2 separate regions of the Homo sapiens genome follow, and region 1 is linked to region 2. A link is an interaction called in ENCODE POLR2A ChIA-PET data of the cell type or tissue named here. Cell type or tissue: GM12878. All regions are shown on one strand. Links, peaks and the distances in the headings refer to the core of each region. The heading gives the core; the rest is flanking DNA.

Region 1 (4,397 bases), core at 280-4,279, 270 kb before region 2:
TTGTTTTAGATTTTAGCCATTTTTACATGTAGTGAAATCTCATTGTTTTAATTTGCAATTCTCTAATAATGAATGATATCAAGCATCTTTTCATATGTTCATTTGCCATCTGTACATTTTCTTTGGTGAGACGTCTCTTCAGATCTTTTGATCATTATTTTTATTCTTTGAGACAGAGTCTTGCTCTGTTGCCTAGGCTGGAGAGCAGTGGTGTAATCATAGCTCACTGTAGCCTCCAATTCCTGGGCTCAAGCGATCCTCCCTACTCAGCCTCCTGAGTATCTGGGACCACAAGCATATGCCACCATGCCCAGCTAATTTTTTATTTTTTTGTAGACCTGGGGTCTCGCTGTGTTGTGCAGGCCAGTCTCAAACTCCTGGCTTCAAGCAATCCTCCCGCCTCAGCCTCCCAAAGTGCTGGGATTACAGGTGTGAGCCACCACACCAGCCTGCATATTTTTTAATTGAATTGTTTTCTTATTGTTCAGTTTTTTTTGTTTTGTTTTGTTTTATTTTATGAGACAGAATCTTGCTCTTTCACCCAGCTTAAAGTACAGTGGCATGATCATGGCTTGCTGCAGCTTGCAACTCCCGGGCTCAAGTGTTCCTCCTGCCTCAGCCTCCTGAGTAGCTAGGACTATAGGCAAGTGTCACCACACACAGCACATTTAAAAAAAAAAATTTTCTCCCTATGTTTCTCAGGCTGATCTGGAACTCCTGGGCTCAAGTGAACCTTCCAACTCAGCCTCCCTAAGTGCTGGTATTGCTGGTTAATACAAGTGCCTCGTTAGATATGTATTCAGCAAATATTCTCTCCCGGTCTGTGCCTTGTCATTCCATTTCCCTAACAATGTCTTTGCAGAGCAGAAGTTTTTAAGTTCAGTGAAGTCCAACATACCCGTTTTTCTTCATAGATCATGGATCATGCTTTGAAAAACTTCCCCAGATTTTCCCCGGGTTCTCTTGTAAAAGTTTTGTAGTTTTGCATGTTAAATTTAGGTCTATAATCCATTTTGAGTTCATTTCTGTGAGAGGTGTAAGATCAGTGTCTGGATTCATGTTTTTTTCCTTTTTTTTTTTTTTTGGCACATGCATGCCTAAATATTCCAGCATCATTTCTTGAAAAGACCATACATTATCTGTTGAATTGCTTTTAATTCCTGTCAAAATATCAGTTAAGTATATTTGTGTGGATCTGTTTGTTCTCTATTCTTCTTCATTGATCTAGCTGTCTATTCCTTTGCCAACACTATACTTTCTTGATTATTGTAGCTTTATAGTAAGCCTTTAGGTAGTATTAGTCTTCCAACTTATTTCTTCTTCAATACTGTGTTGGCTCTCCTGGGTCTTTTGCCTTTTCATATAATGTTTAGAATCAGTTTGTCAGTATTTATAAAATAACCTGCTGGGATTTTGATTGGATTACATTGAATCTGTAGATGAAATTAGGAAGGATTGGCATCTTTAAAAGATTGAGCTTTCCTATCCATGAACATGGAATATCTTTCCATTTACTTAGAACTTTTTTTGATTTCATTAGATTTCCTTATATGGACCTTGTACCCATTTTTTTGATTTATTATTAAGTACTTTTTAAGTGCTAATGTTAGTGTTATTGTATTTTTAATTTTTAAATCCCAATTGTTTATTGCTGGCATATAGTAAAGCAATTGACTTTTGTTTATTAACTTTGTGTCCTGTATTTTAAAACTTATGATCTTTAAAATGGAGAGCAACCCTTCAATGATTAGGAGAGACACAAAATAGAAATAAAGATTTTATTACTTATAGGTTCTGGTAGTATATGACATGCTTGGAGGCCCCCCACACAGAGAGGTTAGTTTAGGGAGTACAGGCAGGGAGAAAGAATGCAGAAATTAGAAGTGTATGTTGGAGAATACACTGTGGGTGGCTTTAAGTTCAAGGGCAAATACCTGAATGGTCCATTTAAAGGAAGCGGTGGGAAAGTGGGGAGCCCAGTCAACTAGGCAGAAGAGGTTCCTCCAAGGTTTTTATCCTTGGCCACTGGCTTGGGCCATTAGGGTGTGGTGTTCTTCTAATACGTAGGCAGAAACCTCTGCTGTGTCAATACCATTGAAATTGACCCTGTAATGTCTAGGCATTAGACCTTGTGCCTTATCATGGGTGCCATTTGAGTAGCAGAGACACTAAAGGCTACTGGAGAAACCTGAGTCAGGCATCTGATGAGCATAATTAAACAAGCAGTCCGAAGGTACCCACTATGACTTGAAATCTCACGTGCAGCCATCCATCCCACTACATAGAGTATGCAGGGCTAGTCGAGTGGGCTGTATGTAGCTGTGCCATGCGGAGGTGGGCACCGGGAGGCAGCTGTGCACAGCAGATATCTGGACTGACCACCTTGAGGAACTGGGAGGAGATGTAGAACCTGAAAACTGTGTCAAGGGTGACTGAGCTCTCCTTCCGGCATAGGAAAGTTAAACTTCCCTGAAAAATGGGTGCTGAGGCAACATAAAATTATGATAATTCACTACATAGTAATCTTGCTGTAATCTGGCTGGTGCAGTGGCTGATGCCTGTAATCCCAGCACTTTGGGAGGCCGAGGCAGGCAGATCACCTGAAGTCAGGAATTCACGACCAGCCTTGCCAACATGGTAAAACCTGGTCCCTGCTAAAATGACAAAAATTAGCTGGGCGTGGTGGATCGTGCCTGTAATCCCAGCTACTCTGGAGGCTGAGGCAGGAGAATCGCTTGAACCCAGGAGGCAGAGGTTGCAGTGAGCCAAGATCAAGCCACTGCACTCCAGCCTGGGCAATAGAGTGAGACTCCATCTCAAAAAAAAAAAAAAAAAAGAAAGAAAAGAAAAGAAAAAATCTTGCTATAATCATCTGCTAGTTCAGGAGTTTTTGGTCAATACTTTGGTATTTTCTACATAGACAATCATGTCATCTGTGAAGAAAGACAGTTTCTTTTTTCCCCCTGATCTGTATAGCTTTAATTTCCTTTTTAAAATCTTCTTGCATTAGTTAGGACTTCAGTACAATGTTGAATAAGAATGATAGTAGGGGACATCCTTGCTCCTGATCTTAAGGAGAGAACACCTAGTTTCTCACTAACCATTAAGTATGATGTTAGCTAGTTTTTTTTCTGTGGATGTTTCTGTGTGTGTGTGTGTGTGTGTGTGTGTGTGTGTCTTTCTTTTTAGAGATGGAATCTCTCTATGTTGCCCAGGCTGATCTCAAACTCCTGGCCTCAAGCAATCCTTCTGCCTTGGCCTCCCAAAGTGCTGGGATTTTAGGCATGAACCAGCATGCTCTGCCTATAGATGTTCTTTATCAATTTGAGGAATTCCCCTCTATCCTAGTTTACTGAGAGTTTGTATCATAACTAGGTGTTGAATTTTGTCAAATGCTTTTCTGCATCTATTTATGTGATCATATGATTTTTCTTGCTTAGCCTGGTGATGGCATGAATTACATAGTTTTTTGTTTGTTTGTTTTTTTCGAGAGAGGGTCTCACTCTGTCGTCCAGGCTGGAATGCAGTGGCACGATCAGGACTCACTGCAGCCTCGGCCTCCCGGGCTCAAGACTTCCTCCTGCCTCAGCCCCGAGTAGCTGGGACTACAGGGATATGCCACCATGCGTGGCTAATTTTTTGTATTTTTTAGTAGAGACAGGGTTTCGCCATGTTGGCCAGGCTGGTCTGGAACTCCTGAACTTAAGTGATCTGGCTGCCTCAGCCTCCCAAAGTGCTGAGATTATAGGTGTGAACCATCTTGCCCGGCCTTGATTTGATTTAATACATATGAGTCTTTTCATATTGTCTCTTTTCTTAGTGTGAATTTCGGTAGATTGTATCTTTTAAGGAATTAGTCTATTTCATCCAAGTTATCAAATTTGTGAGCATAGTTGTTGAACATATTTTATTATACTTTTAATGTCCCTGAGATCAGTAGTAATGTCCCATTTTTCATTTCTGATATTAGCAATTTATGTCCTTTCTCTGTTTTTTGTTAGCCTCACTGTAAGTTACCAATTTTACTGGTCTTTTCAAAGAACCAGCTTTTGATTTTATTGATTTTTTTTTTTCTATTTGTCTTTGTTTTCAATTTCATTGATTTTTGCTCTAATTTTTATTATTTCTTTTTTTCTGCTTTTTCCAGGCTTATAGTATGCTTTTTTCTCTGGTTTTCTAAGATGGAAGCTTAGATTATTGATTTTAGATCTTTGTTCCTTTCTGATATAGGCATTTAATGCTATAAATTTTCCTTGTAGCACTGCTTTCACTACGTCCTATACATTTTAGTAAGTTCTATTTTCATATTTCATTCAGGTGAAAACATTTTTAATTTATCCTGAGACTTTGACCTATGTATTATTTAGAAGTGTCTTATTTAATCTCCAAATATTTGA
Region 2 (4,397 bases), core at 140-4,139:
AGGGTCTGTGATGAGCTGGACCCTGGAATGAAGACCAGAATCCAAGCTCCTGACCTCAGACCCAGCTTAGATGATAAGGAGCGTAAATACTCATACTGGAGTTTGGTTGTTCTTGAAGAGAGATTTATGATCCCCAAACCAGGAGTTCCTTTTTCCCCTGGTTGCTTTCAAGACCTTGTGGTGACCCACCTACTCCCAGGAGGCAATCCTGATTAATTTTACTGCCTCCAAACCGGTCTTTGTGTCAGCACTTCTGAATTGACTTCAGTCTTTTGTTTCTTTGTTATTTCTTAAGAGTGAATTTCCTTTCTCCATGTGACCTGAAATATCTTGAAGGCAAAAGACGCTTCTATTTATAACTGTGCTTCCTTGACCTTCCTCTCCCACCCTTCTCCCTCCATACCCCTCTTCCTGCCTCCCTGCCGCCCCTCCCCTTCCACACACAAGTGGAGGCCCAGTGCAGGAAAACCTCAGCCTCCTGGCGTCAGGAAGGTTTCAAATTCTCACTGGTAATGGACACACACCGTCTGGAGGAGCTGGGCTGAAAAATTACTGGCCTGGACAAATGCTCCTGATTTAAATGTAAATTCAGACTTAAAAAATAGACCTGGTGATATTCAGAACTTACAATATCGTTTAAACAGACTGGCTTTCTCTGTGAAGATCACTCTTTAGGAGCCCTGAAAAGGAGAGGCCAGGTGGGAAACGGGAACTATGGGAACTGCTTCCTCAGGGAGGGGAGTGCAGGGCTCTCCACCAAGTGCCCCCTGGAAGCTCAATGCCCAGCAGCGCCAGGCGCCTTCCGATTGTATCTGCGAACCTAAAGCCCTCAGATGTTTATGCAGCTCTTTGCGGTTTTAAAAGGGTTCCCACACACATGGTTTCACCTGATCCTCATGAGTGCCTTGCCAGGGGTGAAGGACAGATTTCATTATCCTCGCTTTATGAAGAGGAAACTGGATCCCTGGAGTCCACGGAAATGAGAGGAGCCAGGATCTGAGCCCACCCATAAATATTCATTGAATTGCACTAATATAGAAATATATGATTATTTTAAGGTAAACAGAATGTTTGTCCTTAAGAAGCTCATATCTAATTGTGGAGAAATGTTCAAAAATTTTTTTTTTATTTATTTTTGAGATGGTGTCTTGCTGTGTCACCCAGGCTGGAGTGCAGTGGCACGTACTCGACTCACTGCAACCTCCGCCTCCCAGGTTCAAGCGATTCTCCTGCCTCAGCCTCCCTACTAGCTGGGATTACAGGTATGCGCCACCACGCCCGGCTGATTTTTGTATTGTTAGTAGAGATGGGGTTTTACCATATTGGCCAGGCTGGTCTCAAACTTCTGACCTCAGGTGATCCGTCTGCCTCGGCCTCCCAAAGTGCTGGGATTACAGGCATGAGCCACCGCACCCGGCTCCAAAATAAACGTAATTAAAATAACCATACAAGGAATAAATAAGGCAAGACCAGACATCCTTCATTGTAAAATGAGGCGAGAAAGTGCTGTGATTTTTTAGGGGACTTAGGTAACTGTTACCCCATGATTGAATGGAACTGAAATTTCTGTATCTTCCACCCCAACTCCATTCCATGTTCCTGCTGAATATTCTGGGTTTTGCTAGAATTCCTTATGACACATAAAAAGTCTTCAGCTCTACGCCTTAGGCATGGCGATGTCTGGGTTTGTCACGTCATCTTCAGTCCTGTATTTACAGTGCAACTCAGGGCCAAAACAAAAAAGAATTTTTTTTTTTAATTTAAAAAGTCACAGGGAACATGAAAAAGGGGAAGAGGGAAATTTGTCTTCAGTGTTGCAGGAAAGTCCACCCTCTCCTTCTAGGGGTGGAACTTAGTGGATCTAATGAATCACACATGAAAAGAGACGTAAAAGAGGAAGGAGTTTCAGGAGGGTATTGGCCAGGTCAAAGGAGAGGGTGGAGGAAAAGAGCCACGAAATAACCGGGAGACAAGCTTTCGGAGGCTTTTGACTGACTGGATGTGGGAATGTTGTGGAAGACTTCTGGCCTGCCATTTCCTGAGAACGGGACTGCTGAGAGAGGAGCTGGGAGGAGCACTGCAAATTTCACTTTGGACACGTGAGTCAGAGGTATCTGTGAGGGGACTGAGTTGGGAGGGCAAGCAGGGAATTGGACATGTGGGCCTGGAGCACAGAGAAGGGACTTGAGCATGCATATTTGGGTGTTCCCTCCAAAACTTATGTTGAAACTTAATCCCCAGAGTGGCAGCATGGAGAGGTGGGGCCTTTAAGAGGTGATTGGATCATGAAGGCTCTATTCCCACTAATGAATGGATTCATCATGGGAGAACTGGCGGCTTTATAAGAGAGGAAGAGAGACCTGCGCTAGCACCTTAGCACGCTCAGTCCCCCTGCCATGTCATGCCCTGAACCCCTCAGGACTCTGCAGAGAGTTCCTACCATCAAGAGGGCTCTCACCAAATGCAGCCCCTCAACTTTGGACTTCTCAGCCTCCAGAGCTGTAAGAAATAAATTCCCTTTCCTTATAAATTACCCAGTTTCAGATATTCCTTGTTTTTAATTTTTAATTTTTTTTTTTTTTTGAGACAGAGTCTCACTCTGTCGCCTAGGCTGGAGTGCAGTGGCGCGATCTCAGCTCACTGCAACCACCGCCCCCCCGGGTTCAAGCGATTCTCCTGCCTCAGCCTCTGGGGTAGCTGGGATTACAGGCACCTGCCACCACGCCTGGCTAATTTTTATATTTTTAGTAGGGATGGGGTTTCACCATCTTGGTCAGGTTGGTCTTCAACTCCTGACCTCATGACCCACCCGCCTCAGCCTCCCAAAGTGCTGAGATTACAAGCGTGAGCCACTGCACCCGACCCCAGTTTCAGATATTCTGTCATAAGCAATAGAAACAGACTAAGTATCTTTGACATGGAGTGGATACTGGAAGCCATGTGACTTCTGTGGGATCATCTCGAAAGAAAGTGTAAAATGAGAAGACACAAGGGCCCAGGAAAGAGCCCTAGGGAACTCCGCATTTGTACAGCAAGTGGTGGGTAAAGAGAGAAAAGGGAGAAGCCTGCTAGGATGCTGAGGAGGAGCAGCCAGAGGAGGGGGAACCCCAGAGAGCGTGCTGGCGTGGGAGTCAAGAGAAGTGTGTCAGAAGAAGGGAGCGGTTGACAATGTCAGAAGCTGCCAAGAGGCACAATAAGATTGAGGGAACAAGTGAGTGTGGTTGTTTCTTTATGGGCCAGAATTTTAAATACCAGGATGAAGGGCACCTAACAAATAGCAAATACACAAACTAACTTTTGTACCTACCAGACTTCAGACTAAAATCGGTACAAAGAATACTCGCCAGGGTAAGGAGAAGCCCAGGAAATTACAAGAGATATCTAGTTTCTGAAATGAATTACAATGATCATCTGAACAAATAGTGTGAAAAAATATACACCTGAAAAAATGTGTGAAAATGGCCAACAAAACATTGAAAATCAGGGTTACTGGGGAAGACTTTTACTGCCAGTTATTAAAATTTACTATCAGCTGTATTGACTGGAACAGCTGCCAGAATAGGTAATTCAACAGCCAGGATGGGAAGCCCTGATACATAAGTTTGGTGGGGACTGTAGGTAGCCCCTCTGGCTACCTTCTTTCTAGTTGAATAGGTTACATATCTAACTCCCTTGCAATTAGGTTCACCTACTCAGGTGCCCTTGAGTTAGACTTGAAAGGCAGAAGACAGCAGAGGCCATTTTACTGCTGCTTCTGATGGAGATGCGAGGCTTCCATAGGAAAGAGGGGTCCACTGGTATAAAGAGCCCGACAACCATGTTCTCCAGATGTTCAGTCCCTCTTGGCCACCCCACACCAAATGACAGTCCGCGAGACTCTGCCCATGGAGACTCCACCTGCTGGTCCTCTAGGTGGAGTAACTGATAACAAAAATCTCTAGCTTACTCCTAAGTGTTTATTCTGAAGGCAGTATGTACAGCAAGACCAGACTTTTGGCCCAGCTAGCGGTGACTACTGCAATGTCAAAAGAGCACATAAACAGACTTAAAAAGCAAATGACAAACTGGGAAAATTGCTGTAACATAGGTAACAAAGGGCTGATATTCTATAAAGAGTTCTTGCAAATGAATAAGACAAAGATGAATCCAAGTGGGCAAAAGATATGCTGTAGGCAATCTGCAAAAGTGATGCATAAAAACAGGTTCAACATTACTAGCAATTAGTGGAATAAAACTTAAAACAACAATGCAAAACCATCGTTCTATCATATTAACAAAGATGACAAAAAATGGTGTGACAGTGCAGGGTGTGGAGAAAAGTTGGTGTCAAAGCTGTGCCATCTTTCTGTGTATCTTTCATATCAAACAAACGCCTTCAACAATGAGCACACCTTTCG

Evidence for each region. Peaks named below come from ENCODE experiments on the same cell type or tissue, not always from the same donor. Only the 100,000 strongest peaks of a DNase experiment are listed, where the experiment ranks them.
Region 1: POLR2A ChIA-PET joins it to region 2 with 5 read pairs; 2 of 35 experiments call an interaction of 5 or more read pairs at or near these places.

The regions. Positions count from the first base shown.
Region 1 is chr5:181,079,290-181,083,686 of GRCh38, reverse strand. No RefSeq gene overlaps it. Among named protein-coding and RNA genes, the nearest start is that of TRV-CAC1-2, 16 kb to the left of the region's middle. In GM12878, for the core only: no CTCF peak of the experiment used is centred there; no DNase peak of the experiment used is centred there.
Region 2 is chr5:180,813,127-180,817,523 of GRCh38, reverse strand. It overlaps a transcript of MGAT1 not described here. Among named protein-coding and RNA genes, the nearest start is that of MGAT1, 13 kb to the right of the region's middle. RefSeq lists an enhancer at 2,929-3,188. In GM12878, for the core only: a CTCF peak has its summit at 3,917 (motif pointing left); no DNase peak of the experiment used is centred there; H3K4me3 peaks cover 1,095 bases; H3K27ac peaks cover 2,323 bases.